Linked DNA regions of Mus musculus: all the other regions are linked to region 1. Evidence: chromatin loops called from intact Hi-C (ENCODE). Cell type or tissue: left cerebral cortex. All regions are shown on one strand. Links, peaks and the distances in the headings refer to the core of each region. The heading gives the core; the rest is flanking DNA. Region 1 has its middle 76 kb from the start of Gm26055. Region 2 holds the start of Flrt2 (fibronectin leucine rich transmembrane protein 2). Region 3 has its middle 620 kb from the start of Gm26055. Region 4 has its middle 320 kb from the start of Gm26055.

Region 1 (8,448 bases), core at 73-8,072:
TCCAGTGATGGCCGACTAGGCCATCTTTTGATACATATGCAACTAGAGTCAAGAGCTCCGGGGTACTGGTTAGTTCATAATGTTGTTCCACCTATAGGGTTGCAGATCCCTATAGCTCCTTCGGTACTTTCTCTAGCTCCTCCATTGGGGGCCGTGTGATCCATCCAATAGCTGACTGTGAGCATCCACTTCTGTTTGCTGGGCCCCAGCATAGTTGGCATAGTCTCACAAGAGACAGCTATATCTGAGTCTTTTCAGCAAAATCTTGCTAGTGTGTGCAATGGTGTCAGCGTTTGGAAGCTGATTAAGCTGGATCCCCAGATATGGCAGTCTCTAGATGGTCCATCCTTTTGTCACAGCTCCAAATTTTGTCTCTGTAACTCCTTCCATGGGTGTTTTGTTCCCAATTCTAAGAAGGGGCAAAGTGTCCACACTTTGGTCTTCATTCTTCTTGAGTTTCATGCGTTTAGCAAATTATATCTTATATCTTGGATATCCTAAGTTCCTGGGCTAATATCCAATTAAAAAGAATGAATTTATGAAATTCCTAGGCAAATGGATGAAACTCCGGGTTTTAAAGATAAGCTCTCAATCTCAGGCCATCATTCAGCTTGTATATAACACACAGAGAGGAAGAGCTGGAATGGAGCTACAAGATAAGTTTCAATCCATTAAGTATGGTAATTCTTATTGAGAGAAAATGTTTTCAATATATAGTGTTGAATATTCGAGGTAGCAACTGGCATCTGGTGTGCAAGGAATGTACATGTTTCCTTGTACTAAACAATGAAGGGTAGGCCATACAGAATCATGTTAGGACTGTGGCTGTCCTGAAAGAGTAATCAAAGTTAAATGAAGTTTTGGAGAATTTTTTCCTAGGTGAAAGGAGGAAATGACACTACCCTGATCACTCTGCACTGGTGCGTGAAGCTCTCATCTTATGAAGCATGACCTTGGAAGCCTTTCAGTCAGGTTTCACTTCTGCAGAGCTTCAGGAATGGACCAGTACCAGCACCAGCTGATACAGGGGCTGAACTACAGAACAAAAAAAATCTTGAGATCTTTATCTGGAAGGACACATAGAGATGGATACAAAGAAAGTGTCTCGCTGCTAAAATGAGCTTGGGCTTGGAGCAACCATGTACTTTGTAGCATGGAGAGATCTGATGTGCAATTAGAGGAGATGAGATAAAGATGGACAAGCAGAAAGGAGAACTGGGCAGATGTCCTGGCCATGTTAATATGCCCACATAACTTACATGCAAACATTGATGAGATCTGGTCTCCAAAAATTAGTAATATGTTTTACATCACTTGTTTTAGTTTACTACTGAGTATGTCCATTTTATTTAAATTTATTTATTTATTTGTGCTTGTGTGTGTGTGTGTGTGCGTGCGCGCACACGCACATGCATGCACATGCCATATTATGTGTGGGTGTCTGAGGAGGTAAGAAGTGAGCAGTCGTGAATCACCAAACCCAGTGTGGATGCTAAAAATTCAGCTCAAATTTCCCGCAAAAGCCACACGTGTTAGCTGCTGACCCATCTCTCCAGCCTCCAGAACACTAACATTTTAAAGTTCTTGTTCTGCTTATATTATTTGTTAAAAATTGGCTCGTTGTAACTCTCAATCTGAACATCTCTGAAAAATCATAAAGGAGAATGCTCAAAATGTAGACTTAAAGATCTCCTGTACTGCCAGAGCCTCACACTTCTCTAGATAAAGTATCATTGAGCTCCACTGAGGGAAACAAAGCTGACTGCTGTTGAGTGTGAGTGTGTTGCAGCAGGACAGATCCATTGTTCCTCAGAGGTTTTTCTGGTGGGTCAAGGGTAAAAGTGACACAGGCCGTGAGATCTTAGATGAAGTCTGAGAGCAGCAGTGAAGTGCTGGAAAGGTATCTAGTGTGAAACAGAGCCCTGCACATTGGAGAGATATGATGAGAATTGGCCTCAAGAGCATCGGTATACTCCTCATTTTAAAAATAGTAGGTAGGATGATACATCTGAGAAAGATTTGAAATTCCAACTAAATTCAGCCAAAGCCTTGGAAGTGCCAGAGTGAGTCAGTAAGGGGAAAAAAATGCAGTATCAAACTATAAATGGAAGCATAAAGTACCTTGTTGGAAAATTAGTATTGCAGGAATTTTAAGTTGATCATCCAATTGACAGAAAATTCCACTTGCCCTCAAAAGATTCAGGATGTCGAAAATAAATGAGACTATTTGAGATTACTAATGTCTGAAGATCAAGTGAAATAAGAAAGTATTCTTACTGTTAATTTAGGCATTCACAGATTAGTTACGGGTAGGAGACTAGGATAGATTTTTTCAGCTTGATATAGTCTGTTTCAAACCCAAATTACATATGTTAATTCTGAACTATTTCTGGATCATCAGGTAATCTCACACAATAGAAATAGTGATCTTGAAGGATCTAGTGAGACTTTCTAATTTAGGTTTTAGAAAGATGCAAAAATTAATTTTATGTCAATGTACATATACTTGTTTGTTTATATTTTTAAGTATCTGAGGCAATATTTACCTTCATGGATGAAAGTTTGTATAGCATATTTCTAACTAAACTTTTTTCACATTATTTTAGATATTTTTTCATGGAGCCAAGGATATGATCATTTCTATAAAACACCAAAGAATATCTTCCACATGAATACCCTTTGTCAATGACTTGTGAACTTTCAAAGGCCAGATACTTGAAAAGTTTTTGCTAGACTGTGGTGCCATCTCTAACCTATTATGTAGAATGTGAAACAGTCACTTGTAAAGTAAAAACAGTTCCTTTCAAATCGGACAGGATACAGCAGAGAGGAGTTAAAACTTCAACGTTAGTTCACAAAAAACCATGCCTTAGTTTTATTTATGATTGTGTGATAAAATATTATGAGAAAAGAACTTAGCAGAGAGAGGGTTAATTTTAGCTTATAATTCCATATAGTACATCATAGCAGAGAAAACAAGGCAGTAAGGACATGTGGTAACTATTCACATCCAAAGTCCAGAGCAGAGAGAGAACAGACACAGGTCAAAGTTCTACTTGTAAGCTAGGACCCATCCCAGGTAATGCTGACACTCTGACTTAGGTTGGTTCTTCCTACACCAACTAATGTAGTCAAGACAATCCTCCCACAGATATGCTCACAATCTAGACATTATACAGGTAATTTAAATTTATTTTAACTTCACAATTAAAATTATTCTTTACAGCATGAATTCAACAAAACATGAGTCACTTTCTATATCTATAACATTAAAGTCATGAGTTCAATAGTCACTTTTCTAACTTACACAGGACATCTTACTCACTTTCTGTATCTATCACATTAAAGTCAAATTGTCTGTGTTGTCATTTTTATTATGAGTATTATTATTGTTCCTAAAACACTTCATATGTTTTATTAAACTATTATAAACGTACTTTATAAATGTAAGAAATAATGTAATAATACAATGTGTCCACAAATAGATAAATTATAATAACTAAATGAAGGAGACACATGTTAAATGGAACATGATATTGATGATTTATCTCCATAATTCTAATGGATTAGTGTCAGGATGGTAATTTGTTTGAAACAGTTGTAAAATGTTTGACTAGGCACTGTGGATAACCTGCAGTTCTTTGCTTTTGAAAATGTTTCTGAAGCAGGTGGGCAGAATAATTTAAGATTGTGAACTGTAGTGTAATTCATTGTTAGATTTATTCATAATGTATTACATAAAAGAACATCTAGGAATTTGAGGAATACACCATGAACATGACCTATCTATGAAAGCTTTCTAGAAAAGATTTGGTAGAGTGTAGACTTCATGGCAAGCAGAAAGCATCTAAAGAAGACGAACCTATGTAAGCAAACAGATCAGCATAGATCTATTATCCAAGGACCAAGGATCTGAAAGGCTTTTTAACAATAGAAGACTAAGGAACATTTAAGGTATGTTTTTCTAGGATTTAGCATTATATTGAATTCCAGGATTTATCATCTTACCAGAGCAGAGAAAAATATGAGATGAATTTCAATGCAATTACTAAAGTCAGCATATAATATCACATATAATTTTGAGTATATCTCTAAAATTCCATTGTAATCAGACAAGGGATGTATATCATTATTACGTAAGTTATGTAGCAACACAATAAGAAAACTGGCATAATATGGCAGATCAGTCTCAAGGACAATATGAAGTGTTTGTCTATCATACAATTTCTTCTTTGAAAGTCTAAGAAGTAAATTCTATTGGAGCTAAGATATTAATTTAGCTTTATCTACATAGGTAGCAAGGTTATAGAACTGAAACATCAATTATATTGCCAGTGATAAAACCTGAATATGGTTGATGGTAAAGAGGTCCACTCAGAATCATCAACAAAAATGCTTGGAAAAAAATCATTTTCTAACTAAACTAAAGTGGCTTATTTTGCTGAGACATGCAGAAGAGGACTTAAAATGGAGAGACATATCAAGTCCACAGATGGGAAACTGAATATGATAAACTAATTTTCCCTTTTTAGATTTTATGCAAATCTAGTAAAATCATAACATGGTGTTTTTGGACTTGACAATACAAATTTAGGACTTATTTAGAGAAATGTTGATTGAGAACTCAAGAGAACCATTTTTATGCATCATAACTAGGGCATACGTGACCACACAGCCATAAGTTACAAATATTTGCAATGAAATTATAAGTTTATCAGTACTTAAACAAAAATAGATAGACCAAATTAGCTATTTATAAAAGTAAAAAATAAATAAATAAATGAAATCATTACATAACAGCCAGGAAGTAGATAATGATAAGTCATTATTTATAAATAACACTTTTAAGGCTCTTGAAGTTTTTAATTAAACGTTCCAAATGTCACACATAAACATTGGCAAATTACATGGAACATGGAACCAATGCTATCAAAGTAACTGTGTCTAAGCTGGACTCAACAGCTGAAATAAGGCTGAGGAAAGACTGCTTAATCAGAAGTAACATAACAAAATGAGTTCTCTGCTCAAATTTAATAATTCTCTTGTTCTTCAGAAAGTACCAAAAATGCAAGTAGAAGTTAAAGAATAGAATTTCATTACAAAGAAATTGAAGAGCTAAAAGCCTGCGTGTTTAGAAAGATTAAAACGTAAAACATCGCAAAATAGGATCAACAGAATGGAAAACACTAATGAATTGCTACCCTTAATGAAAAGAAGACAGGTTAATATACTGAGGCTTTTGTTTTTATTTTGTTAAAAGACATAGAGAAGAATGGTTAGTCCATATAGTCTCAATTGTACTTATGTATCTACATATGTTCAACTCTGTGCATTTTTACCACAAGTGAAGGTCCATGCATACCCCATGCCAACAAAATACAGTTTCATCTGTCATCACAGAATCGCCTCATGTTGCCCTTCCACTCACACACCTACCTCATTCTTGTCCCTGTGCATCCATCTGTGGTTTATGGAAGCCTCTCATCTGATCTTCACTTGTATGATGCTTTCACATTAAGGCTGTTTGTTACACAAGAAACCTTCTCACATTTTAAGATTAGGGTTGTTTTTCCTATTACTTGTTCATGTATAATTCCCTTAAGAAACATGCAATTGTTGCATTAATAATAATTCATTTTTTACTGCTGGATGGTGTCCCATGGTGTAAAGATTCTGCTGTTCACTTAATTATTCATTGTTTGAAAAAAAAGTATCTGTGTTATATCCATTGTTGGCAGTCTGGGGATACTATGAGGGTTAATGGTGTTATAAACATTTCTTGCAGGTTTCAGTATGAACATAATTCTTTATTTCTCTGGGATAGAAGCCCAAGAATACAGAGCTGCCCAACTTTTTTTTTTAACTTTGCCTCCCAAATCCTTTAAGGAGACATTGAAAAATAATGACAGTAACTAAAATGTTTATTACAATTTTCCGAAGACATACAAAAATGAGTTTCTTTAATACAAACTGTATCATAATGTGGTATACAATCCTAAATATGTTCAGGATCTTAAGTGATGTTTAAAATAATGATTTTTCTATGTGATCAGTACCTATAGTAGGTAACAGAGTGATACTGGGATCTGAAGCCCTAGGTAGAAGATACTATAACAGTTTCAGTGTTACTATGCCTATATTCTCAATTCCTTACAGTATTCTAATGAATGGTGGACTTTACATTAAATAGGTTTATATAGTACATACATTTACATCTCAGTAATTTCTGAGATTAATCCATAGTTTGCCATACTGTGGTTTGCATATGGTTTATTCATTTTTATTATTTTTGTGGTTTTAAATCTGTGAAAATTTCACTACCTCTTCTACCTATCACTTCTAATGTTTAGGTATTAATTACAAATAATTCTACATATCATATATATCTCTATAAAGATACAGAAACACTTGTTCAGAATATCTATCGCACAGAAAAAAATGGGATTTCCTAGTTCAGAAGGCATGCATATACTCAACTTTAGGGGTCTTTGCCAAAGTTTTCTCAAGTATATATGCTAATTTATGTTCTCACTTGAAGGGTATGAGATCTCTGTTCACATATGCATCTCTATATTTTTCTACACAAAAATATAAAACTGTTTAAAACTTCCTTAATGTCACACAGCTAATGAGTTCTTGTTTTAAGCAAAAGTTTGTTAGGACCTTGTGACATAATTTTTATGTTAGAACATAGCATTGATTATTTGATGTCCATTAGTATTACCCAATGTACCTCCAACTTTCTCTGTAAATAAGAAGCTCATGTATTTTGTTACACTGGCATTTTTCTATTCAGTTTCCGTCATCCCAGAGTTCTGTCCATTTACTTCTGCTAAGATAACTTGGCATACTAAACTTGCTATATCAACCACATCAATGCATCTCATAGTTTATTTAACATTTTTTAGTCTTTTTCGGTAGCTTGTCATTAAGAGGATGTAACAATCTATAGTAGGATGTGTGTGTGTGTGTAATTAAGTTCATAAACTTGGACTTTAAAAGGGTATCCGAGATTTAACTCAGGTAAGAGATGAATTAAAGGAACAGGCAAAAATCTGAGAAACTTGGAGACATTCTGCATATCTATTACTGGAGTTGGAAGAGATGCTGAATCCAAACTACTGATCAAAGTTGAATTTAATTCTTCAATAGCTTTATGATTTATATATTTGCAAAGACATGGTATATAAAACTTTCAACCAAAAAAACCCATAAATTAAGAGATACCATTAATTTTCTAATAGTTTATTTTAAATGAGGTTTGAATAATAATGGAAAGTGGAATATCTGGCAGTAAGTCTTCTCAAACATAAGACTCAAAAGGGAAGGATTTTTTTTAACGCCATGAGAGGAAAATTTTCATTTGTGTTTACAAATGTCTCCTATATGCTGGTGGAGTGCTTTAAATGTTCAACAATTTCATAAAGGAATGGAAGAATTAAGCGGTAAATAAAGAAAGTTCTGAAAATAGTTTCTTCAGAAACCTTTGAGCATGGTTAATAAAATAGCATGGTCTGACCAACTTTGAGCACCAGTTAGGTGTATTGGATGATAATTCATAAAATTGTTTACAAAATGGAATCTATAGTGAAAATTGAAAGAATAATCAAAGGAATTAATATTTCTATTGTAATTTTATGGTCACATTTTTCTATAATATCAACATTATTCAACAAGTCAATTTACAAGAAGCAAACTGAAGTTAATCTTAGAATCAGATTAAGATCAAATATTGTACATCTAGATTATGGTATTCTTTGTGATGTATAAACTTTCCCATGGATTGTGTCTAGTGATAAGTTGTGTCAAACTTTCTTGTGACATGAAACCATATTACTTGATAATTTATACCTTTTTATTGGCCGCTATTAGCATGGTTAACATATTGCATTATTTCTATGTGACTGAATTTTAGTCATTAAGTTATACTTTTAAAAAGTAATAATAATTACATAATGAGACGATGCTAACTTTCTTAGTTATCAGAATGAGACAAATTTTACTAATGAAATGTCTATTACCCATTGCCCTGTAAAAAATTGGCTTTCTTTTTTAATGGTGCTATTTTTCTTGAAAAGTGTTTGCATACAATATATTCTGATCACATTTTCCCCTCCCCCAACTCCTCCCAGTTCTTCTCTACCTGCTTGCTCCACATGATTTTCTTCTCTCTCAATTTGGAAAATAAAAAGCAAAGAAATAACAAACAAATCACAATAATAATAAAAGATAAAAAAGTAAAAGAAATGTATATACATAACATAAATACATCCACAAATAATACTCCTAGAAATAGAAAATTGGAAATAACAATATACAAGCAAATAAGACAGTGAGATTAAAATAAAAAGCCCTAACCAAGCCATCTCAGATAAAAAGGTCTAAAAAAAAAATAGCATTGAATTTGTTTTGTGTTTACCATCTACTTCTGGTCATGGGAACTGTCCC
Region 2 (8,448 bases), core at 356-8,355, 390 kb before region 1:
GATCCGACCGGGTCAGCTAATGTAGGCTGGGAGCGAGGTCTCCACCCCCACCCTCACCTGACACCCCCTCCCTCTTGGGAAATGTTTACTGTAATGAATTCGCGGAGTCGGCTGGGCTCCTCGGGCGCCCCTCCTCTCCCTCGGTCCCTCGTGTTCTGGCGCGCTCCCCTCTTGGAGCCCTCTTTCTCAGCTCCCCTCCTCCCCTCCCACCCTTGCGGAGTCCCTCCCACTTCTCTGGTTTAAAGAATGCTTGGGAGGAGCCGCAGCAACTCTAAGCTTTCCAAGAGAAGTCAGATGGGGCTTTTAACCCTGTCCTCCCTGGAGAGAGTTAAGTGCACCCCGCTTTGCCAGGGATGCCAACTTGACCCAGCGCTGCTCCTCTCCCTCTCTCTAAGCTTCCTCAAGCGTCCTCCCTACACACCCGGAGCTTCTCTGAAAGATGAAAAATCCTTTCTCTAGTCCTCTGGATGTATGTCTACACCAGAGGAGCTATTAGACTCAGAAATGATCGAAACGTAACATGAGAGGGTAAAAATATAGCAAGTCTCTCAAACCAAAATGGCGTTATTTCACTCGCCGGCAACATTGGGGATGTGCTGCACCCCCAGTCTATCAAAGGTCCACTCAGCAAGCTTTCTTCCATAAACTTTAACTGTAGAAATTAGAGTGTGGCATCATATTTAGACACATCTACTTTCCCCCATTACCCTGCCTGCTCCTGGAAAGAGAGATGTTCCGTAGATGAGTTGTCTCCATAAATTACAATAGACAACTGACAATGACCGCTTCAAAGACTAACCAGCTCTACAGTTAGGACGTCCAATTGATACAGCTTTCTCACTTGCGAGTCTCTTTGCAAAGGTTAAAGGGTAATCTAAGAAATGGGAGACATGACTCTTTATTTGATCCACCCCCACCCCCTTTTGGCAAGGGGATGGTGGCCTGGTTTGCTCCCCCATTCATTGCTGTCCCCGTGTCTCCAGCAAGTTGTGGTCCTGTTTTAACTAGTCTGGAGACCGGCGGAATACTAACAGAAGGGGGAGGGGGAGCAAGCCGTCGCCTAGCGTTAGGCTGTAGAGGCGCACCGTGGGTAGGGCCCCGGGAAAAGCGATTTACAACTTGAAAGCTGGCCTGGACCAACTCCCTAGAGATGTCCTCTGCTCCGGGGGCTGAGAACTTTGGCAGGGGCGTTGGCTATAACGCGCTGGAGATGGTTTCCGGAGGAACCCCCGAGCGAGACCGCACTCCTTGTCCTCAGTTCAAAGTCTGAGTCACTTGGCAGCACTTCCCCAATTGTTTTTATTTCCTTGCAGTGCTGTTGTGTCTGCTACCTTCATGGATTTGAGCTCTTAAACCCTGGTAAGGCGACTTGGAGAAACGCCCGATTTGTCTCCCAAGCCACACAGGGATCCACCCAAACCCGCCGCGACTCGGGCATTCTCTCACATTGGCACACACCACTGGGGTTCAAGAGAGCTTGCCACCCTTCCCCGTGCTTTATATATACAAAGGAGGCTAGAAAACACATAGACATACCCTCGTCTGTCTTTTCTCCAAACTCAAAGTGTAACCTACAAATAACCAGGAGAGAATGGAGCTCCAATGGAGACTTTAATTTGAGAACAGATAGTGAGAGTCATCTTGGAAGCTTCCGAAGTAAAGTGCCAAGATAAGAGTGGTGATGTTGATAGCCTTCAGGAACAACTGCCCCTGGTCGCCCAAGGCGCCTGGCAGGCCACATGATTTATCCAAATAGCAAGTGTGGGACCAGCCCTTCCAAGACAGACTTAGCTAGCTGGGCTTCTTAATCATGGAAGAGATTACAAGAAAAAGTGACCACACTAGCTCTCAAAACTCCAGTAAGAGCCCTGGGCTGTTCAGCTCAGAGGAGGGCTTTTTCCAGGAGGCCAGAGTCTAGTGGAGGCTCTAGGGCAGCTGGATAGGTCCGTCCCCCTTACTACTCTGGGTATCTGCATTCAGCGCCTGAGGGCATAGAAGGACCTATCTCCGCAGCCCAGGCACTGGACGCAGGGAAAGTGGACTCCCCAGTATCGGGATCTCCTGGGGACTTTTCCATCCCTGACCAGTAAGGAAAGCACAATTACACCAGCTATGGAACTACCAGTTCTGGTGCAACAGCAGGGCAGGAAAGGTCCTTGGCTTGTAAAAATCACGAGCGATTGGAAAGAAAACGAACTAGCATCCCCAATTTAGTGGGGAATTGATCCCGGATTTCGGGCATAGGGCAGGTAGGGGCTTGAGATACTGAGGCTTGATAATAACACTTCTTGCATTCAACCCAGATGGGTATGGAGGGTTGTTACTTACCGGACTTAAGAGAAGCATTCTAAGGAAATGAAAGGCTGTTCTAAGCTTAGGGGATTTGGAAAACTCCATTTAGGATCGATGCTTTTGGCAGGTAGCAAATGAGCGATTTTACCCACAACTCGGTTACAAAACTCCCTAGAGGACTTGGAATCGACTTGAATGTAGAAGGCGCAGCCCCCCCCCCCCCCACACACACACACACATACACACCGGGTCCCCAAGTAGTCGGGGTAGATAGAAAAAGAATCCCATTTTCTTTGCGGATAAAAAGACAAAACATAGAACACCCACCTAGTGACCACCCACCACTTGTTCAAAAGGGAGTGGGGGTCCAAATAATGTGGTGGCCATGTAAAGAAAGCTAGGGCAGTCACTAGAAATTTCACCTGGCACAGCAATCCTTTTACCTGGCAGCCTTGTCTCCTTAGCTCATCCGAATCCAACCGGGTCCGGGAGGTGGAAAGGGAAGAAGCTAGAGCGGCAGTAGAGGGACTCCCCGGGCATGGTATTGTTTTAGGGGTCGCCGCCGAGGTCCCTCCTGCCCATCGTTGAGAACTGCCAGTCTGGTCCTGAGGTTCAGTGGACGCGGTGACCGGTTCTGCGCTGCTGCCTCCACGTTCTGGAAACTTGGGACAGAGGACCAGATAAGAGCGCACCTGGAAGCAGAGAGAGAAAGAGCTCTCTGCGTGTTTGAGAAGCACTGCCCTTGGTGTTATCTCCCAGCGCACATTCCTTGGTGGTGACAATGGATGACGCCAAACTCACAAGTGATGGCGACTGCTTTCAAATGTACAACTAACTGCAAGGTACCCGGCAAGACAGAAAGCTTTGCTCACCTCCCACTCCTTTCCCTCCCATCGAGGAGGGAACTGGCTTAACCCTGTGTTCACCCTACACTCCGGATAGAAGCTAGATTGCGCTGAGAAACCACAGACGCTGGCTTTCCGGGCAAAAGCTTTGTTCACGTGCAGTTCCAGTGGGCGTGTGGCTGTCTAGGGGCACTTGGGTGGCAAGGTGCCAGTGGCGCGCTTTCCGAGAGAGACTCGGAGATGGGAAGGAACCTAACGTTTCATCCGGACCAGACCCAGCCCTCACAATCTATTTTTTTTTTAACCTCCAGTTACCGGATTTATTGAAGTTGCCAGCAAAGTTGGCTTTTATTCCTTTACTTCTGTGTCCCCCGCCTCTCATATAATTTCCTTGCCCAGCTGCGCTTTGAAGACTTAGAAATCTCTGATCAAGCTCTAACTCTTAACAGAGTTTCAAGTGCAGTGCGAGAGGAATGGAGAAGGGGACCCACCCACTCCTGCCAAATTTAAATGAAACCGCAAGGAGAGTGGCCTCCCTCCTACCCATCAGAAGCTGGTGTCAACTAAATGACATCAGTTAAATAAGAAAGAGTAAAACACCTGAAGACCGGGTGGAAAAGAGACAAGAACGAAGTTGGTATGTGATTGGGTAAACGAGCCTAAAGAGAAAGGCATGAGTGGAATAAACATAGAGAGGGGGAAAAAAGAATACAAATGCAAAAATTAAAAATAGGGGAGCAGGGCTTGATATATATCAGGTTAGTTTTAAGGGCGATTTGACTAACAATGTCTCCTCAGCTCCCTTGGAACAGGTTAATTATATAATGAACAAATTCCGGCTTGGGTTTAGTGAACAGCTTTGCCTATACATTCAGAACTTCCAGAAAGTTAATTGAATAAGCAGAGAACCCGTCTTGTTGACCCAGAAAAGAAACTCAGGCCTGAGAAAACTGTTCTCTTCTGCTGTAGCTTTCTCTGTCAAATGAGCCCAGACACTGTGATCTGAGCACAAACGTACAACTGTTTTTCTCAGGCTCTATTCTTCAGTAGGAAGCTGTTAGACAGTGGAATAGGCATTGCTGAAAGGGGTTATTTTAAAAGGGAGAGCAAACCGCGCTTTACCACCGAATCGGTGCCTCCTCCGGACCCAATATACCCAACCCGATGTGAATGGCAGAAACTGCAAATGCCCATCTGAGCCCAGCAGTCCTGAGAGGCCTCTGGAGCTGCCTCAGACTTCAGCTTGAAGAATTCCGTTGTAAATCCTTCTGATTTGCCAAGGTGGCAGCAGAGCATAGCAATAGCTCCTTTGGTTCTTGAATCAGCAAAGCTCACAATTTAGGACATATGCATTTCCACCGTTCTTTAAATATCCATTCTTCTGTGCAGTTATGCATATGTGTCCCCAGAACCTATCATCCTCTATATCCTTCTTCTGAGAAGACAGTATATTAAGCTCATTCTTACAAACATATATTGGTTAACCAACAAGATGAAACCCTAAACAGGCTTGACATTGTGATTCATGCTACTGGAAACAGAATTAATCCAGAAAAGGAAGAGGGGGTGGTTATTAATAAATATAATTTCATTTTCCAGTAATGATGATTCAAAAGTATAATAAAGTAGTGCAATGAGCATATCCTCCTTTCTAAAAAGCTATGGGTGTTGTTGTTATTATTATTATCATGATTTTTATAAATGTAAGAAAATACTACTGGAAGTGTATGTAGAGAAGCAATGTGATAAGTCGTAAGTCTGACTGAAGAGTCAACTTAAGGAATGCATGGAAGTGAGGTCAGACAGAACAAAAGTCTTGTATTTGAAAAACAAAAAAACAAAAACAAGATAGCCAGAACATTTCTGAACAATAAAAAAGTTATTTTTGAAGGAATCACTTTCCCTGACTGCAAGCTGTACTGAAGAGCAATAGTGATTAAAAAAAGAAAAAGAAAAGAAAAGAAAAGAAAAGAAAAGAAAAGAAAAGAAAAGAAAAGAAAGAAAAGACAAGACAAAACCTTCATGGTATTGGTATAAATACAGACAGGTTGATCAATGAAATAGAATCGAAGACCCTGAAATAAACCCACACTCCTACAAAGCATACAGTAGAAAAAAAAAGCATCTTCAAGGAATGGCCTAGGTCCTTTATCCCTCCCTCCCTCCCTCCTTCCCTCCCTCCCTCCCTCCCTCCCTCCCTCCCTCCCTCCCTCCCTCCCCCCTCTCTCTTTCTTTCTTTCTTTCTTTCTTTCTTTCTTTCTTTCTTTCTTTCTCTCTTTTTTTGGAGAGCTTCAAACATGAGCATTGTTACCTACATCACTTGCACCATCTATGCCTCAAATTAACCTCATGTTCCTCCCTCTAAATCAGTGGTCTCATTAATCATTGTTACACACACACACACACACACACACACACACACACACACACACGGAGAGAGAGAGACAGAGAGACAGAGAGACAGAGAGACAGAGAGACAGAGAGACAGAGAGACAGAGAGACAGAGAGACAGAGAGACAGAGAGAGACAGAGACACAGACAGAGAGACAGACAGAGAGAGAGATGGAGAGACAGAGAGAGATCAATGTGTCCATTTAGCATAACTTCTATATCTATGCCTTAAGGTCTACCTATCATTACCTATCTGGGATTGAATATCCCATAAGACACCTGGTGGTTGGAAAAGCCTGATTCTCCTCTCATCAGCCACTTGTAAGTTTGGGACTATGTGAAATTTTCGTTGTCCACACAGGCGTGTCAACCGGCACTGGCATTACATAGATTTTGTCCAAGCAATCACATTATGAGTTTTCACGGGTACATTTGTCCTGTTATGCTTAAGGATTACTATCTAACATCAGGCCTCCCGAGATTCTTGATCTTCCAACTTTTCTGACTAAATTTCCATAATACTCTTGGAGCTGTTTGAGTGTAGATGTTGCACTGCAGGTGTTTCGGTTGTGACTGGACACCTGCCTTCCCTTATTCTCTGTATTTTGACAAGTTACCGACCTCTATAACAGTCTTCATCGGCTGCAAAAGAAGCTGCTTTGTTGAAGGGTAAGAGCTACAGTAACCTGTAAAGATAAGTATTTATAATATGCTTGGGAAGCATATACGTTTTGGAAAATGGCAGTACTAAATTCTTCTTCCTGGTTTATGATCTCTCCAGCATCTCCAGGTTTACAGTACCAGACATTAATTCCTTCCTATTGAGCAGGCCTTAAGTCCGATTGCACCATTGATGAGTGATATCTTGCCAATGCAGGCGTTTTTGGTGGCTGACATGAAATTATAGCTGGTAGGACTTACCTATTACCCCTCTCCCTCAGCAGTGTGCAGAGCATCATCTGGTATGATGAACACCTCCAGTATGTCTTTGAAAGATTGTTCCACACTCTCCCTTCTCTACTCAATTTGAATCAGTCTTCAACTAATCTGCATTAAAATAGTCTTTCTTTGATCTTCTTTGTGCTTCCCTTCTATTCCTACATCACATTCTTCACTTGTTCAAAACCTCAACTAATTTATGCAAACATAGCAGTCATTATACCCATGGCTTCTCGTCTCCCTCTGTCACATTTTCCCGAGAGAGTGCTGTTCATTTCAATTTTCCATAAAGTGATGTTTAACTATCTGCAGTTTGTCTCTCAACTAGACCTTAGCATCTCAAAGTATTATATTGGTTTCACGCTTCTATTTCAGTTGTACATAGTCCATCATGCTTCCCCTCACCAGATGCTCAAAGATGGTTTGATTTCACAAATAAGCCTTCTTTGCCAGGCATAGAAATGCACCCTTCCTTCTAAGGTAGGGACAATGGCAAGAAAATCCATGGCTAGCATGCAGTGCACAGATTGCTTTTCTTCTCTTTCACAAGTAAAAAAATACTACTAATCTATGAAATTATTTTGTCAGTGGGGCTGTTGTCCTGCCATCTGCAGCTCTGGGATACATTCCCTTCTGATTTGAAAACATTACACTGCAAAGATCCCCTCACAAACATCTGTAGAAAATGTTCAACTTGTAGCAGGCCTTTGATGAATAGATTTTGTGTCTACCCTGTCAAATTCTCAGTCTAGTGAAGTCCCAGAGACACATAATTACATGCTCATTACAGAAATAAAACAATTTTAGTATGTGCAAAGTGCTTTAGTGCTTTGAAAGACATTTCTCTAGGGAGAGGGCCTCATTCAAGTGATGGTGAAGATCTCTTGACAGTATACTGATTTTACAGGGACCTCTGTGGCATTATTTTATATCCAGCCTTCTGTGTATTGCGGCCCCAGCTACTGGAATCTCTGGTCTCATGAAAAAGCCCTTTAAACTAAGATTGGAAAGCCAGCCTATAAGTAATTGCTAGAACATCCATTTTCTTAGCCATGTTATTTTTTTTCCCATTTCTGTGTAGGTTACAAGATGATTATGCGTGAACAAAAACAGAAGGTACACACTGACAGGAAACAAAAGCACATTAAACCATGGAGATTTCCTCTTACATAAACCTGCCTTTTGGTCTGCAGTTGCTCTGTTCCAAAGGAAGGCTAGCAAAAACTTGATGTATATTCTTCAACTGCCGTAGGGGGAATAACTTGGAGACACACCTTTTAAAAAACAGAGTATAAAAAGAAACGCAAGATCTACCCAGGGACTTATTTAATCTTAGATGTTTCCATTATAGTAAATGGAATAGAGCTTCATATATCTAGCTGTGATTTTGATGAGCAGAGGCGGATCTTATAATCTGAGAAAGCGTATTTAATTGAATGTGTCTATGTTAGACTCTGAATTAAAACTGATATACGTCCTCTCAGTTTCTGTGTATTGACATACTAGAAAAATAAACTTAATTTCCTAGGAAGGCAGAGAATCCGTTTGCAAGGCTGACTTTTATTAGGAAAACAAACACATCTTCACTCTGGCTTGTTCGATTACAGATATTCCAAACTTGGAGTTAGAAGATCTTATTTCAAGTCTCCATCAGTGTATCGGGAAATCATTAAATGTTTCTCAGCCCCAGTCTCCTTGCTATCAAATAAATGTTAAACCAAGTCTACCACCCAGATGCCTGTGTAAAAGTCAACTCCACTGAGGTAGCCCAAACCTCAACCTAGGAAGAAATTGTCATTATGTATTTAAGGTGTTCTGCAAAGCATACTTCACCTCTTGACATATTCCACTCTAGATTGTTCAGTCCCACCTCACGGGATTTTAATTGTGTCTTGGTTCTCCAGTTGCTCATCACTTGGTTTTACCCAGCCTCTCTTAACTTACAATGCATAGAACCATAGAGCTCTTACAAAGTTACCTT
Region 3 (8,448 bases), core at 274-8,273, 550 kb after region 1:
TCTCTCTCTCTCTCTCTCTCTCTCTCTCGGTCTCCTATTGAGCTTTGTAATTGACTTTTTGTGGGGTGAAATATGACTCTAGTTTTATAGTCTGTAGATGGCTATATGGTTCTCTCCATTCCAAAGTGAAAAGGAACAAAGGAAATAAGTAACATCAACAAACAGAAAGCAAACAAGTAAAAGCCCAATGAGAGAAAAAATTATTCTAAAACAGAACAAAAAAGTCCCAAGTATTCCATGGAGTTTGGTTTTTGTTGGTCAACTATCCCTCGGCTTGGGTGGTACAGTGGATTATATCTGATCTATATAATGACACTCCATTAGAGAAAATTAATGTTTTGTTTACCATTGTGTATCACTAGCAAGTAGCTTCATGGTTAGGTGTAGGGACCTGTATCTATCCTTCCTTCTCATTTCTGGGACCATGTCTGGCTTGAACATTTGCAAACCTTGTGCATGCTGTTCAATTAAAAAAAACAAACACTTTAATTTATTTTTTGAAAAAAATAGGTATAGATGAGTGAGTGTGTGTGTGTGTGTTTGTCTGTGTCTGTGTGTGTTTCTGTGTGTGAATAACGGGGGAAGACAGAGTATAAACAAGAGATAGCCAGGGAGATAATGGAGGCCAGAGGGACAATTAAAAGAAGTGCAGTGTATGCTGTATATATGTATGAAAATGTCATAAAGAAATCATCCCTTTTCTAATAATGATCAAGTTAAATAAAAACTGAAAATAAGTATTTTATCTATACAAATATATATGTAGAACACTTTATATCTTGAATTCATGTAAATTATAAAACACAAATTATAATTTATTTTCTTACTGCTACTTATCTTTTCCTATTATTTATTCCCTTGATAACCTGATCACAGCCTCTTTCTCCTCCCAGTCCCTCTATGTAAACTGTGCATCTCCCCACTTCTACCCCTTACATTTGAAAAGGTGGAGGCCCTCCCTGGGTTCCAACACATCCTGTTGCTTCAAGTCACAGAAGGACTAGGCATGGTTCTCTCTTACTGAAGCCAAACAAGGCAGACCAATTCGGGGAACAGGATTCACAGGCAGGCAACAGAATCAGGGTAAGCCCTGCTCCAGTTGTTAAGGAACACGCATGAAGACCAAGCTGTGCCTTCATTTGTGTAGAGAGCTTAGATACAGCCCTATTTTGGTGGTGGTTCAGTATTTGATTGGTGGATAAGTCTCTGAGAACCCCCCAAGGGTATGGGTTAGTTAACTCTGTTGGTCTTCTTTTGTAGTCTTTATCCTTTTCAGGTTCCTCAGTTATTTTCCCCAGCTCTTTCACAAGACTTTCAGAGCTCTGGCTAATGTTTGTGGTCTCTGCATCTGTTTAGGTCAGCTGCTGGGTGAAGCCTCTCAGAGGACAATTATGCTAGGCTCCTGTTTTTGAATCCAGGTGACAGATACAAATATAGCCTGATACACCAAAGTAGTTGAAGAAGGCAAGCCTGCCATGTGGCCCTCATGATCCTCTGAGGACAGCTCAGCATAATTCCACCTCCCGACCACCGCAAATTGGAAAGGGAATGATTCGGCATTCATTTATGTCTGTCTCACACAGGGCACTTGCAATTCCTGGCCAGCAATGACAAATATAGCTATCAACAGTGTCTTCACATGTTGCATCATTGTGACAAGGCCTTGACTAACAATGAACCATCAATGTCTCACACTGTATCCCTGTGAACCCACTCCCCATGCAGGCACAGTAGTAGTTGTCTCCTCCATCCATACAAAGACCTGCATGGAGATGTATCTGACTGGTACATTCATCAAAGTTGAGTCACGGTGGTCTTCAGTGAATTCATGTGCATAGTCAAAGTGTAATCTCCCCAAACATACTGACACATGGCACCATGTAGACACAGCTGGAACACACGTTCATCAATATCCAACTAACAGTTTCCACTAGAATACTCTTGCGGACAGACACATATGTTTCTTCCTATCTTATTAAGGCATACTGCCTCATTCATGCAGGGATCAGAAACACATTAATTCACTTCCAATTTGCAATGCTTGTCTTGGTATCCAGGCACACTGAAGCAGAAATAACCATTAGTTACAGCCTACTGCACAGCAACATTATGGTAAGATCAAGAACCACACTCATTATGATCGGTCTCACAGAATCTTCCAGCTTGTTCAACAGGGAAGATAGAGGCAGGGTGTTCAGAGTCTCTATGGTAGGAGCCTCAACATTGGCAGGTGTCTCCTCCAAAGGAGTTAGTGACAGTTTTACAGTTCAGTCCTCTGTTCCTAGGAGGACATTGGCACAAAAAGCCCCTATCTTCTGGGTGTTCAAACAAGTGGCAATTCTGTGGAATTCAGCAATACTAAATACCTAAGTTACATGTATAAATTCGAGGGCATGCTTCTGAAACCTAGCCTCTAAAACAGTACATTGCTGTGTGATTGTATCCCTAGGTACCTGAAGATAGACAAAATCTGTTCACAGGAAACTTAATTAGTACAGTCACTCTCCAGGGATAAAACAAATATAGCTAGGGTCAACCAGAGACAGAGGAATAGAAAATTTCTGAAATTTCATATTTTTAGAATAGTGCTGATTATAAAGATGTGTATATTTTAATCATGTACTCAAATTATAAACTTATTAAGTATTCCTTCCCCATACTTTTCCTTGGCTGACAAGATAAATAAATAAAATGTATAAGTTTTGTCCTATATAAGTAACTTTAATTTGATTATTTAAGTAATTGTATAACTTTCCTAAAATTTTTAACTTTTCTTCTTTTTTTGGGGGGGAGGGGGGTTGAGACAGGGTTTCTCTGTGTAGCCCTGGCTGTCCTGGAACTCACTTTGTAGACCAGGCTGGCCTTGAACTCAGAGATCCACCTGCCTCTTTAACTTTTCTTCTGAAGCTTTATATTAATGTTCTTTGAGAGATTAGAAAAGAGTAGATTAAGAGGAGAAAAAGACTACAAACTTATTGAGAGGCACCTGTCCATGGAAACCACAATAATATAAAGCTCAAAAATGTCTCTTAAATGTGTTTAGTTGCAGAGAGTAAAGTAGACTATGTAGATGCTTTAAAGTCACAGGAAGCAATTTTACAAGTTAAGAATATGTTCAAAGTGTAGACAAATTCTAGAATTGAGTTGCTTTGGCATTGGTATACCGTATTAGATTTTTAGTTTAGTCTTCTTTGGTTGATGAAATTTCAGTAAGAGGATTGGAGGTGATTGTGTTGTTTATGATCTCTGCCATCAATTAGCAAGGTGGGGTGACTTCAGAGAGTGTTTACTGGATTCGTTACCCCACTGGAGCTCTTGGTTTGACATCCCTTCCAGTGTGTGTTTTTGTATTTTTACTGATAAATTAGATTTATTTATTTATTTATTTATTTATTTATTTATTTATTTATTTATTTATACACCAGATTTTATTCCCCTCCCAGTCCATCCTCAAACTGTTCCAAATCTCATACATCCTCCCCACCCCCTGTCTCCACAAGGATGTACCAACCCCCCACCCTCACCCCAACAGACTGCTAAACTCCCTGGAGCCTCCAGTCTCTTGAGGGTTGGGTGCATCATCTCTGACTAAACCCATACCCAGAAGTTCAGCTGTTTATGTGTTGGGGGCCTCATATCAGCTGGTATATGTTGTCTGTTTGGTGGTCCAGTGTTTGAGAGATTTCGAGGGTCCAGGTTAATTGAGACTGCTGGTCCTCCTACTATGTTGTCCTCAGCTTCTTCCAGATTTTCCTTAATTCAACCACAGGGGTCAGCCTCTTTTGTCCATTGGTTGGGTTTTAAATGACTTCATTAACTTAACATTTTAACTGTCTAAAAGATAATTCATGGCATTTTTTTTTAAATAAGGTATGTTTCTTATTTAGATTGAAATCATCTCTCTCTCCACTCCTCCACTCCTCCTCCATATGTGTGCACATGTGTGTAGGCTTGTACTAGTGCACGCTATGATTCACATGGTATTTCAAGGAAAGATTTCATGAGTCACTTTTCTCAACCATATGGATACCAAAGATGGAACTCAAGATGTCGAATATTTCAGAATTTTCTATTTTTTTCTGAACCATCCTTTTTTCCACCTTAAATGACTTTGCTAAATTTTTTTATGAAGGGACATGATATATATATATATATATATTAGAGGAATGTAAAGATAATTTTGTACCTTACCGTTTCTTTAAAAGTAGAATACAAAATACAAATAGCCAACATTTTATTTTAACAGTAAAATTTCCTGCTCCCTATTGAATGCCTCCTCTTTTCCTCCCTTTTCTTCTTTACATGGAATCCAATTTTTGTTGTCTAACAATTATTGGGAGTGTGCCCTGCCCTGAAGTTTAGAGACTTACCAATGTCACACTATTAAAGAAAGCTGTCTATCCTAAAGTCTTCCATTTTCTAATAACTACTGAGCTATTGGTAGGATTCCATGCCCAAAGCACTACCTATACCCTACTGAGATATCACTATTGCTTGAGCTTGAATAGGTCTTGTTAATGCTCCTGTAATTGCTGTGGGTTCATGAGTTCTCTATATGAACAAAAATTTTGTGTGACTCTGGTTTTGGCAGAGCCATTCCTAGCATCAATATGACAACTTTAGAAATAATGCAGTCATGGGAATTCACTTCACTGGGTAAAATCCATAGCCATAGTTGATCAAGTTGTCAGACTTTTAGGAATCTAAACATGACACTGAAAATACTTCATATTATATTGAGCATTTATATAAGTAATTGCATGACCAAAATAAGAACCCCCCAGAATAAACCACACTAAATTAAATACTAAAAAATATTATTATAAATTTTGATGTAAATCATCCAGAAGGGATAATTAACTTGTATATAGTACAAATATAACCAAAGTGCTTTATTTAATTTTGTTCATTATTCTGCTTAATTAAAAAATAGAACATTATAGGTATGTCATTATATGAACTAATAAAAAATAGAAAAAACATCTATTGAGAACTAGTATAAAATAGAAAAAAAATTTATTGAGTACCTTGTCCATAGTCAATATTTACAATTGAGTAAGACTTTGTTATAAAATCTGAACCAGAATAAATCTATCAGAAAATAAATTGGTATAATATATACTTAAGACTGAAATGCTCTAAAAATGGATTAGCCAAAGCAAATGCAATCTTGAGCATATAGTATGACGTAAGGAGGGAGGTCTCGGGGTTTTCTCCATTGAACATAGTCATCTGCCCTAATCTTATTCAATTTCAACGTCTTGTTTCTTGTCTCTAGCTCTAGTTATGAAGTGAAGTTTATTCAGACACATTTGTTCTGCTCTCTGATTCATTTCTGCACATAGATCAGGATTTGGTATTTTAGTTTCTCAACATGCACAAGTAATTAATAGGAGAGTTAATGTAAATAAGCTTAGGAAATTCACCAAATAATATGATTTAATAATAAGGTAATATAATGGTCTTGATGCAAACAAATGAAATTTTATGCACAAAAATTTAAAAGAAAGAAATACAGAAACTTTCATGAATAAATTATAGAAATTTACTAAATTTCAAGATTATAAGTTATGTTTTACCCCTAGACTCAGAGTTATGCTTATTCCTCTTTGGAACAACACATTTCACAACACCTTCGTGAAACAGCTTCCAATGAAATTTCACCTAGAGTTCTTTTGTTTCGGGTTTTTGTTTGTTTGTTTGTTTACATTTTAGCTCTTGGAACTTATTTTAAGTTGATTTTTGTATACTCTGCAATCATCTAATTTGAATGTCATAATGAAACCCTTCATTGTATACAGAAAGTAACATAATTTGTAAGTGAGTGAAATGCTATAGCATTCCACAAACAAAGGGGTGATCTGGAAGTCTTAAGCAAGTGTCACAGACCAATGGAACAGAACACAGTTTCCAGAACAAAACAGCTACCAATGTTCAAGATAAATCCCAAAAGTATACAGACAACAAAGGGAAGGCTCTCTGATAAGTCCAAACTAGTTAAGCACATGCAGAAAACTGACACATGACATCTACCATTCACCTAGCACAAAAATTAACACAATTAACCAAAAATCTTGGCATAAATTCTATATTACTTTATTAGGGAAAGAAACCATTGATGATATACTTTTAGGCATTCTCATAGGATTTTTTTGATATTAGAATATAATTATATCATTCCCCTTTACTTCTTCAAAACCCACTCATGCCACGACCTATTTTCCTTTAGGTGCATGTATGCATGTATGTATGTATGTATGTATGTATGTATGTATGTATGTACTTGTAATATTTAACTAAGACCTATGCATTCTGTATGTCACTGATGTATGTGTTTCCAAGGCTGTCCATTTGGTACTTGATGTCTGCTTGGTGTGTTCTTCCTGGGAAAGTTCTCTTCTCTAAGCATTCCTTAGCAGCTTGTAGTTCTTTGTCTAGAGTTGAGGTGTCCTGAGCATTCCTCTCTCACATTACATGTCAATTAATGCCACCCTTGTATCTGAGTTACCATGTTGTTCACATTTCATGGATGTTGATTAGGATATTTATTTTCTTTTTAATTGGTTACTTTATTTATTTACATTTCAAATGTTATCCCCTCTTTCCAGTTTCCCCTCCACAAATACCCTATTCCATCCTTCCTCCCCCTACCTCTATGAGGGTGCTCCCCTATCTGCCTACCCACTCCTGTCTCAGCTCCCTAGCATTCCCCTACCCTGGTCATCAAGCCTCAAGAAGACCAAGGGTCTCCCTACCCAGTGATGCCCTATAAGACTCTCTGCTACATATATAGCTGGAGGTATGAGTCCCTCCATATTTACTCTTTAATTGGTGGTTTAGTTCCTGGGACCTTTTGGGTGCGGAGGAGGAGTCTGTTTGGTTGATGTTGTTGTTCTTCCTACAGTGTTGCAAACCCTTTCAGCTCCTTCAATCCTTGCCCTAACTTCTCCATTGTAGATCCCCATGCTCAGTCTGATATATGATTGCTTCTATCCACATCGGTATCAATTAGACTCTAGGGGAGCCTCTCAGGGATCAGCTATATCAGGCTCCTGTCAGCAAGCACTTCTTGGAATCAGCAATAGTATCTGGGTTTGGTCTCAGCAGATGGGATGGATCCCTTGGTAGGACAGTCTCTGGATGGCCTTTCCTTAAGTCTCTGCTCTACTCTTTGTCCCTGCTTTTCCATTTGACATGAGAAATTCCGGATTCTTATATTTGAGGTGGGTAGGCGGCCCCTTCCCTCAACTGGGGGCTGTGCCTATCCACTGGATATGGTCTCTACAGGTTCTATATCCCTTTTGTTGGGTATTTCAGCTATTATCCTCCCTATTGGATCATTGGAACCTCTTGGGTTCCTGGCATCTGGGACTCTCTAGTGGATACTCCCAGTTCCCCCTCCCTCACTGTTACATAACTCCTTTCAAATTCCTGAATCCATGTACTTCTCCCCTATGTCCTCCCATATCTGAACTGCTCCCCCTTTTCCCTCCTTTCCTCTATCCCTCCCAGATCTCTCTCTCCCTCTACTTCCCAATATTATTTTCTTTCTCCTTCTGAGTAGGACTGTATTTTCCACACTTTGGTATGGGCTTCTTTCTTCTTGGGTTTCATATGGCCTGTGAGTTGCATGCATTTCTAAGAAACACAACTCTTCAGGCAGTTTCAAATTATTCCAAAACTGGAAATTATACAAGATGTGGATAACACTACATCCGGAAAACTTCTAACCATTGAAGAAAACGGTAACAGAGTAAAGAGGCAACCTAGATAATGGATAAAAGAATGCCAACTGTTATATTTAAAAGAGCAAAATTCAAATACAGAAGCAGCTAAATAAATTAGACCAATTTCACTAACATAAAATCACTATCTTAAAAAATACTATTTAAAATGAAAAATGTGATCTGCTAACAAAAAATGAAATAAGAAAAAAAAAAAACCTCATTCTCCTCAGACCTTAACAAAATATGAGACAAAATTATGAAACTCTATCTCTGTAAGTTAGAGTGTCTATAGGCTCTTTATTTAGGCTCCCCATAAGATCCAACTGTCACATTTCAAAAAGACAGCATATTAAGCTGTCATAACACAGTCTCCCTGCCTATTTCTTCTTATTGTGGCACTGGCCACCAATGGTTAAGTAAGAAATCAACTTTGGTACCTAGAGATAGATGACCATATAAAGAAACTATAGCATGTATGCTCAAAGGAACATTGTAAAATCACAGGAATAGAATGCTATCATTTGCAATAAAACAGATGGAGGTAGAGGTCATCAGCAAATGAGACAAAGTACTATTAGAAAGCTCTTTCCCATGGAAATTAAAAAATTAAATTGACATGGGGTGGAGAGATGGCTCTTTATATACAGTGCTAGCTGCACAAGCACGAGAACCTAAGACCAGCTCCCAGCACCTACAGGAACCCTGGGAACCAGCAGGTCCT
Region 4 (8,448 bases), core at 396-8,395, 250 kb after region 1:
TACTTTGTATCCTGATTGCAGCTTTCATTCATACCTCTCCTCCCAGTTCCTCTCTTACCTCCCCTCGCTCCCTGACTTTTATAATAAGGAGATCCTAGGGTTGTACTGTGACTATCGCTTTCTGTCACAGAGATGCTTATGGTGACATGTGACCAATGTTTAAGGCAGAGATTTATAGTACTTTGAATTCACATGAATTTCTCCTGTGAAACACAGGTTTTATATACCTTAGCAAATGCAATCATTTTCTGGCATGTCCAACATCAGAATTTAATATTCTCAAATTAAAATAACTCACTTTGATGTGGCTTAACTGTTATTGAATACAAGTCAACATTTTATTAACAGGCAGCTGTTTGAAAAATCTAAGGAGCCGAGGCTTCTGTTTTATTTGGCAGAAAGTTGTAGGTGTAAGGATCTTAAATCATCCCTAATACACTAGCTGAGAAGTCACCCACACACAGATTTCCACGATAAACACAGGGAAAGCAATCCCTTACCTTGTTGTGACACATGTTGCATCCTGCTTCAGTCTTTTACATTTTTTTAATCCATAAGGAAAGGCCAGACATGGGAGGAATAATAATACTCCTTAATTGAGTTACCTAGAGACTTATTTTGTTATGCTATTTAAATTTTATTAACTTGATTCCCTTTTATGGTTCCTATATAAAATGAAAGAATGCCTTTTTGCAGTTACCTAAAAATTTTCAGCCACAATTATCCTTAAAAATCAGTTTGAAATGCTTCTCCTCTCTTTATTGATCTTTTCCAATGTCGACCTCTTATTTTCCTTCCATGCACGAGAGAACAAACAGTACATGGCAAGTTATACATCTGTTCCTTAACAACACTGCATGTAAATTCAGGGCAGATTCTATGCCCGATTTATCATTTATCTGCAGCATCTGATTTAACTCGTAGCCTGGAGTAGCTACTTCCTAAGTGTTCTTTGAAGTTTTGCATGGACAGGCATGCTAATTGGTTGGTTTCTAATGCATCTATCTTCAGCGTACATCAGCTCCAATTGCATTGTATATCAGCTAACAATAAAAAGTACCTTTGAGAACCTTTCAGGAATGTTTTGTAATATGACCTCATCATTGTTGTTGTCAGCAATATACATAATATAATTGAATAATAATTATGTAATTAAACACACCATGACGGGGTGGCAGGTATTTGGCTAAAATGTTGTTTGTGTAACTAATTGTGTCACCCAAAAATACTGCAAGAGTAAGGAAATACAAATACTGCTTAGAGGATTCTTTTGTTCTTTTTTAAAGAGAAGATTCAAACAAATTTACCAAAATAAAGTTGTGTATTTTCATCATAGGAACACAGAATTAGAGTTTGGTCGGTATAGTAAATATTTTACATTTGTTTAAGTTTAATTTATGTAAATAAATTTATGTCTCTTTGTCATTATTTTAAAGCACTTGTAGATGAATGATATCTATGAGAAGTCCAAAGATGTCCATATCCTACCCTATGGATCTGGTAAATATGTTGTGTCACATGGAAAGAGGGAGGTTACAGATAGAAATTTTGTTAAATACCATCAGTTGGAAATAATACCTTGAATTTATCCAGAAAAATTAAACTTAGCTCACGATTTCTTCCAAGCAAAGCATCTCTCAAGGCGATATGAACATGGAGGTGTGGTCAGAGAGATGCCAGTTTGATGCCAGAGGGACTAAGCTCTAGATAAAAAAAAAAATGTCCATCTCTAGGGAACAGGGAAATTCGAGTTACGATTTCCATGATGATCTTATTGAAGGAACATGGCCCTGCCAATGTTGGCTTTGATCTAGTGTGACTTAAACTGGAACAATTGTAAGTCCCAGTGTTCCTAATAATTTGTAATAGGAGCAAAACAAAATTACCATACTATCTTATTGTCTTTGGGCTTGATGGTTCCCTGGCTTCACATTCAAATATGCTTTGTATTTTATTCCTGACTATCATATTTTGGGTCTGTTTAAAAGTGAGCTACATTCATACCAGAGGCTTCTGTTATCCAAATGTATGTATTTGATACACTTCAGTAAAACCTCTCAATTCACTGCTTGAGCAAACTCCTGTCCTTCCACACAATAGAAATCATTGCTTGCAAAGCTCATGCCATTTACTTCAGTTGAAATCTGAATGATGCAAAGCATGAGTAACAACATAATAGGACCCTCATCTTGTAATCTGGATAGATGTGTGCCATGCTTTGGAAATCAAATATTGTTCCCCTTGACGTTTTGACAAGTAATTTCGACAACAATATACATTTGGCTAACTCATGAATGTAGTACTTCCCGTCCCCCGGATAGTGCGGGGTTCGCACTATACTAAGAATGACAACAATTATAGAACTGACGAGCATCTGCCAAGTGAACAGATGGCCTTTCAGTTTAGAGGAACAATGGCAAGGAAAGAAAAAGCAGAGGGGTGTGGTGAAGGAGATGGTAGGGTGGGATTTAGAAAAAATTATCCCTCAATCTTAAACAACACTGACCAAATGCATGTTATAGTTTGCTATGGAAAAGTATGAAGAACCAGGAGAAAACTGCTGTTTACTAATGACCCTCATGTGATTTGTAAATCTTGTTGACCATGCACATGAGAGCCACAAGAATAGACTTATGTAATTGTAACATTCTTAGATACAGAAACAGCTAATTTAAGTGTAATCAATGGGAGGTTGAAGAGAGGTGACACTTTTTCCTTAAATAATCTCTGTGTGCATCTCTTTAAAAGAAATATATTTTATTTTGCGGGACAACAAGCAAAAATAATGAGAATTAGAACTCTACCCCTATGAATCTTAAAACATTTGTATAGATACTCTTTGTAAGAACAATGAGGTAACCGTCCTTGCTGACCATTTTGAGTAATTCTATTTTGATTGAGGGAGAAAACATGCCAAGTCCTGAAATGTGGGTACCTCCTTGCAAAGATCGCAGCTGCAGGGGTAGTGTGTATGTATGCTTGAATTGGCATGTACATTTTCATCCATATAAAGAAGGACCTACATTCTTGCTGTGAGGAATATATGTGACAATTGATTTATGTATGTTAGAATTTATAACTTCACAAAATATCCTCACACATTAAGAATCTCTGTGCATAAGCAATTTGTATGCATAGAAAATTGAAACTGACTTTTGGGTTATATTGAGTTTACAATCTGTACTATGATCCTTGCCTTATCAAAACAGCTCTTCAAGCCCTGCAGATATTTCATTTCTGTACTTGGTAGAATAAACAAGTGTATGCGTGTGTTCATATATGTATTTATTTTTACATATATGGGTGTGCACATGTCTGTGCATGTATGTGGGCATGAGTGTAGAGGTCCAGGGTGGTGTCAGGTACCTTTTTTGATTTTTCTTTCTATACTAAGACAAAAATCACTTTCTGAGTGAGCCTCACAAATTTAGCTAGTCTACCTAGCAAAACATCTCTGCTGATATACTGTCTCTCTCTCAGTGCCCTGGGATTATAGCTATGCTGCCAGGCCTACCAGTTATTTTTCATGGCTGTTGGTAATCTGAATATAGTTTCCCGGGATTTGATGACATTATGTACTGATTCATCCTCCATTGTATTGTATTGACAACACTTTTTACACCCAAATATCAATTTAGATGCCAAAAGATCAAATAATAATGACAGCTATTTCTTAGGCAAAGTATTTAATTTTTAATTTTTTTTCTTTCACTGAAGTCCCTCAAGAGACTTGAGACCCCGTGGGGTGAAAAGGCCTGGCAAGTGGTGGGAGGAATGGGAGCATCCTCTTTGAGACAGAGGTAGGGGGTTTAGGGGGTTGGAGAGAGAAGGAATGAAATGAGGAACTGTGGAAGGGCAGACCCAGACAGAGTAATGACTGGACTGTAAAAAATAAAAGTAATACAATTTTTTTCTTATATATCACCTTGTATAATATTCAATTAAAAATTGTTATCTAGATATGGGTTGCTATTTTTGCACCTTGTAAAGATGATAACATGTTCAAGGCCACAAAATTAATAATTGGGAAGTTATTGTTGAAGGCCACGTTTACATGATTCTATTTTCCTTAGGAACTGTCTTCAAATAAGAATGGTAATCCGAGGCAGTGATACTACACAAACAGTAAGATTTCAGTGACTGAGCACAGTCATCGGTTGTGAGGATGATAAGCTGGCGTTAAGTCTGAAGAGACATTCTATCTCAGAAGATGACACATAGAAACAAATGCCTTTGTTATAAAAGCTATGTTGTATTTATGTTGGACCTTATTAAGGTTCTGCCTCCAGAGGGAGAAAGACTACATGAAAGAACACCTACGGGATGTATTTATATCCCACCCCCACACTTATGATTGGATCAACACATTTCTGCTTTTACATCTTTACATAAAATGCAAGAATGTGGGTGCTAAAGGGAGGCTGGGTTTGCAGTGTAGCTGTTTGGTCAAAGATAAGCAGAGATTATATTGGATATCTAGGCATCTCTTTAATACATTCCTTACTGAATCTTATTGATATATTTGTGAATGGCAAGACATCTTCAGCCTGAATCTCCAGGGATTTGTTCAGAGGCTTTAGACTTTTGCCTCAGCCTCATCTGACCTACTCTAAGGGTTTGCAATAATCTTTTGTCCTATTCAACTCTGCCTGTAAAGATGGCTTGATTTGCTCATATGATTTAAAAGGTTCTTTATGAATCACGTGCTTACCTTTATATATTTATGTGTTCCAGATTTTTCTTTTTAATATTTACAAGTATTTATTATCATTATGTAGCCAGACTTTTGGCTTATGGACTCCCTTCTCTACCACCCTTCACCCTTCCAACCCTCCAATACTACATAGGAGAGAAAGAAGCCTAGAGGAGAAAGGAGGTGTGAATCTCATTAGACTACATCCAGCTGATTAGTGGTGTCAAGTTCCTTCCAGCAATGTTGATCCTGGTTATCAGATTATCTCCAACCAGCAATCAATAACCAGCAAGCAACAGCAGCAGCAGGAGCAGGGCAGCAGCAAGCCCAAGCCTCCCTCGGATCTAGGATCTTCTACACTTTCAAGAGTCTCCAGAGTTCCAAATGCCATGCACTTACAAGAATTATCTGCAGTTGGAAGAATCACATGCCTGCTAGAGCACAAGGTAGATCATGGTTGGCTGCTGTGGACAATCTGAAGCAGCTCCATATCCTACAGTTGGGATTAAAACAAAACATATTTTTATAACATTCATCTATTTAAAGACATCAAAATTCTCAACACAGATTTATATAAGAACTTACTGTTTTATTTAATGAGCTCTCTCTCTCTCTCTCTCTCTCTCTCTCTCTCTCTCTCTCTTTCTCTCTCTCTGTTTTTGTGTGTGTGTGTGTGCACGCGAGCACACACACACACAAATATTGTACACACGTGCAGAGAACAAAAGGCAACTTGCAATAGTCAGTTCTCTACTTTTAACATATGAATCCCAGGAAACAAACTAAATTCATCATGTTTAGGAACAAATCCTTTCATTTTTCTGAGTCATCTTGTCATCTCCCTTTTTACTGACTTCTTTTGCAGGGGATACTTAATTACCTTTTGTGTTTAATTTTCATTTGTTCAATGAGAGGTGTGGAAAATTAACAAATAAATGACAAGTTACCTTATAGCCATCGAGTCCCTTATAGCTGTAGACTGTACCCCAATGAGCACAGTCAATTGGAAAAAGTATTTTTATATTTTTCTTGCTGCTTTATTCACGTATCTCTATATTTCACATCAAAACTGAGTTCTGGCTTTTGGGTGTGGGGCAATCAATTCTTCTTGCTACTCTTGTGGTTAGAATGAGAGAGCTTCCCCACAGTCTTGGGCATTTGCCATTTGGGGTGGTTTAGTATGACTTTGGTGAAGGAGGCATGCCCCTGTAGATAGGCTTTGTGGGTTTAAATCACTAAGTCACTTTAATTTCATTTCACTTTGTGCTTGAGTTCAAAGATGGGTGCTCTTAGCTGCTTTTCCTGCTTGCATGCCTTCTGCTTTCTTCCACAGTGGACAGATGCCCATCATGCTGGAACTGTAAGCCCAAGTAAACTTTTCTGCATTTATCATAGTGTCTTTTGTTTTGGTTTGTTTGTTTGTTTGTGTTTTGTTGTTGTCCCCAGAAAATAACAATCTCCTTTAACAATGGGTCTTGAGTATTTTTCTCCACTATCTTTGGCTCTTTAAATTCTATACAATCTATATTTTCTACACTCCTATGGTTCCAATGAGAAAACTCCACAATTGTTTTGGCTCTTTGAGTCTGTTCTATGACAAACAGTATTTTACTAAAATGTGAAAAATACATATTATTACAATTTCTGTGACAATTTTAGATTCAGATAAGGGCTAATAACTATATTAGAGGGAAAGAGATTCCACGTGACTGTTCTAAGAGAAGCTGAGAGCTCACACCTTCACACAAAGTGTGACACAGAGACTAGCAATGACTTAAAGGTTAACCTCTCAAGGCCCATGCCCAGCAACATCTTTCCTTCAGAAAGGACACTAACCTAAGGGCCTAAACATTCTCCAATAACACCGCTGTCTAGGCAGCAAGTGTTAACATGACTGGGATTCTGGGTTCTCTGATCTCTGTTATCCTACTGTACCTCAATGAACCCATCAACATTCTTGCTAATGTAAACTCTGAGAGAAACCTGGTGTCAAGAATACAGTATTTACATTTTGATTACATAGTCGTATTTATTTTTTGAATGTAAGACTTGCTTCTGTTAATAATTTAATGATTTTCATCTTTGTAACACTTTTCAAAATAACAATCCTCTTACTATATTCCCAGTTTTAAAGATAAGAAAATTGAGTCTTATAAAAAAATATGTATTTTCCAAACTATGTAACTGGTAAGCTTGTCTTTCATAAGTTGAGCCTAAATCTTGTATTTTCCTAATACAACCATTAGGAATTAGTTCCATGTGTCTTAACTGGCTTCACTCCTCTAATAATGTGATGCACTGTTTTGTGCTACTTTGAAGTCTTATATGTATAATGGGACGTATGGAAAGGTATGTGAATCCCATAGTCCTTAGTATTTATTGACATTTTATTTCTTATAGCAGTGCATCTACACAGTCTGGTTTAGGGCTATTTCCTAATAAATTTACACTTCAATTTCTTCCCGAGATAGAAAAGCAAGGGTCTGTAGATGACTTACAATTTCTTCTTCCACTCATCCATTAATTTGCTGACTTATAATTTTCCCTTATTCCATAAACTTGCATTCTGTAAGCACTATGGCTGCACCAGAATAATGTGGCACAACTATTACTGTGATGAATGCCACAGTATTTCAAAGGCTAGACATAGAAATAGCTTGTTAGAGTCGGTGTAGTAGTGTCACTTCATATACATGCATAGTTTGTTTTAACAACACGAAATTGAGATACATTCTGTAGTTTTTGTGTTAGGAAGATTATAATTATTTTACAAATGGCTAAACATACTTTTATAGATTCTGTAGAATTTCATCACATAATATTTGGGAATAAATCAAATATACCCTGATCAAAAATAAAAAATGGCCAAGTATTTTGGATACTATTGAAAATATTTGTATTGGTTACTTTTGTATTGCTATGATAAAATGCCATGCCCAAAGCAACTTATAGAAGGGAGGGTTTATATGTGCCTATAGTTCAAGAGCACTAAAAAACAAACAAATGAACAAACAAACAAACAAAAAACAAAAACAAAAAAACATTTCTGAAGACCTGAGAGTTCACATATTGAAATTTTGTTCAACATTTTGCAGAAAAAAAAAAAAAACTTTTCAGGAGAGAGAGAAATGACAGAGTGGGGCATGGCACTGAACTTTGAATCTGCACATTTTCTTCAGCAAACTCATACCTCCTATACATACCCAGACAATGCCTCCAGCTGAAGACCAAACATTCAAATGCCCAAGGCATTTATCATTTAAACCACCAGAGAAGTTCAAATTTATAAATATAAATTTTACAGGTACTGTTAAATAGTCAGTCATTAGAAAAATCAGAAGCTTATGTAAATTTTTGGTTCCCATATTATGAAACCCAGAATAATTCTTACACACCAAGCAACACTTAAAACTGACTAAATTACTTTGTGGGTAAAAGGAAAAGCATGGAACCAGGGATCACAAAAGAGCAGTAGAAACAAAGTGCAGAGGCTAAATCTTAGAACCTTGACTATTTAGGACTGAAATCAATAAGCTAAATTAGTAAACAGATCCAAAAGCATGAGGCAATGAGACAAGCCAAATTGGATGTTTTAAAATTGAGAATGAGATGTGGTGATGAGAGAGGTTGGGATGGGATTGATAGTCTGTCGTTTTTAACTTGAGGCATTTGTGGATTAATCATCTTGGAAAACTATATTGAGTCTGAATAGGAATACACAAAAAGAAATGGAATTAAAGAATACATGAAGAATT

Evidence for each region. A loop is a pair of places that touch in the nucleus more often than their neighbours do. Peaks named below come from ENCODE experiments on the same cell type or tissue, not always from the same donor. Only the 100,000 strongest peaks of a DNase experiment are listed, where the experiment ranks them.
Region 2: a loop joins it to region 1, with 5 times the contacts of the local background. A loop is called at or near these places in 2 of 42 quality-filtered maps.
Region 3: it touches region 1 in a loop (5-fold over the local background); 2 of 42 quality-filtered maps call a loop at or near these places.
Region 4: a loop joins it to region 1, with 4 times the contacts of the local background. A loop is called at or near these places in 2 of 42 quality-filtered maps.

What each region holds. Positions count from the first base shown.
Region 1 is chr12:95,299,113-95,307,560 of GRCm38, reverse strand. No RefSeq gene overlaps it. Among named protein-coding and RNA genes, the nearest start is that of Gm26055, 76 kb to the left of the region's middle. In left cerebral cortex, for the core only: no CTCF peak of the experiment used is centred there; DNase peaks (open chromatin) are centred at 1,139, 1,537, 1,933 and 4,454; H3K27ac peaks cover 2,817 bases.
Region 2 is chr12:95,686,903-95,695,350 of GRCm38, reverse strand. It overlaps Flrt2 (fibronectin leucine rich transmembrane protein 2), which reads right to left and starts at 3,125. Exons shown (of 2, transcript NM_201518.4): 1 at 2,736-3,125. In left cerebral cortex, for the core only: CTCF peaks have their summits at 1,061 and 4,420; DNase peaks (open chromatin) are centred at 3,156, 4,408, 6,902, 7,686 and 4 more places; H3K4me3 peaks cover 3,934 bases; H3K27ac peaks cover 4,035 bases.
Region 3 is chr12:94,751,466-94,759,913 of GRCm38, reverse strand. It overlaps the pseudogene Gm18504. Among named protein-coding and RNA genes, the nearest start is that of Gm26055, 620 kb to the left of the region's middle. In left cerebral cortex, for the core only: no CTCF peak of the experiment used is centred there; a DNase peak (open chromatin) is centred at 3,952.
Region 4 is chr12:95,050,987-95,059,434 of GRCm38, reverse strand. No RefSeq gene overlaps it. Among named protein-coding and RNA genes, the nearest start is that of Gm26055, 320 kb to the left of the region's middle. In left cerebral cortex, for the core only: a CTCF peak has its summit at 4,313 (motif pointing right); DNase peaks (open chromatin) are centred at 2,360, 2,961, 4,348, 5,011 and 1 more place.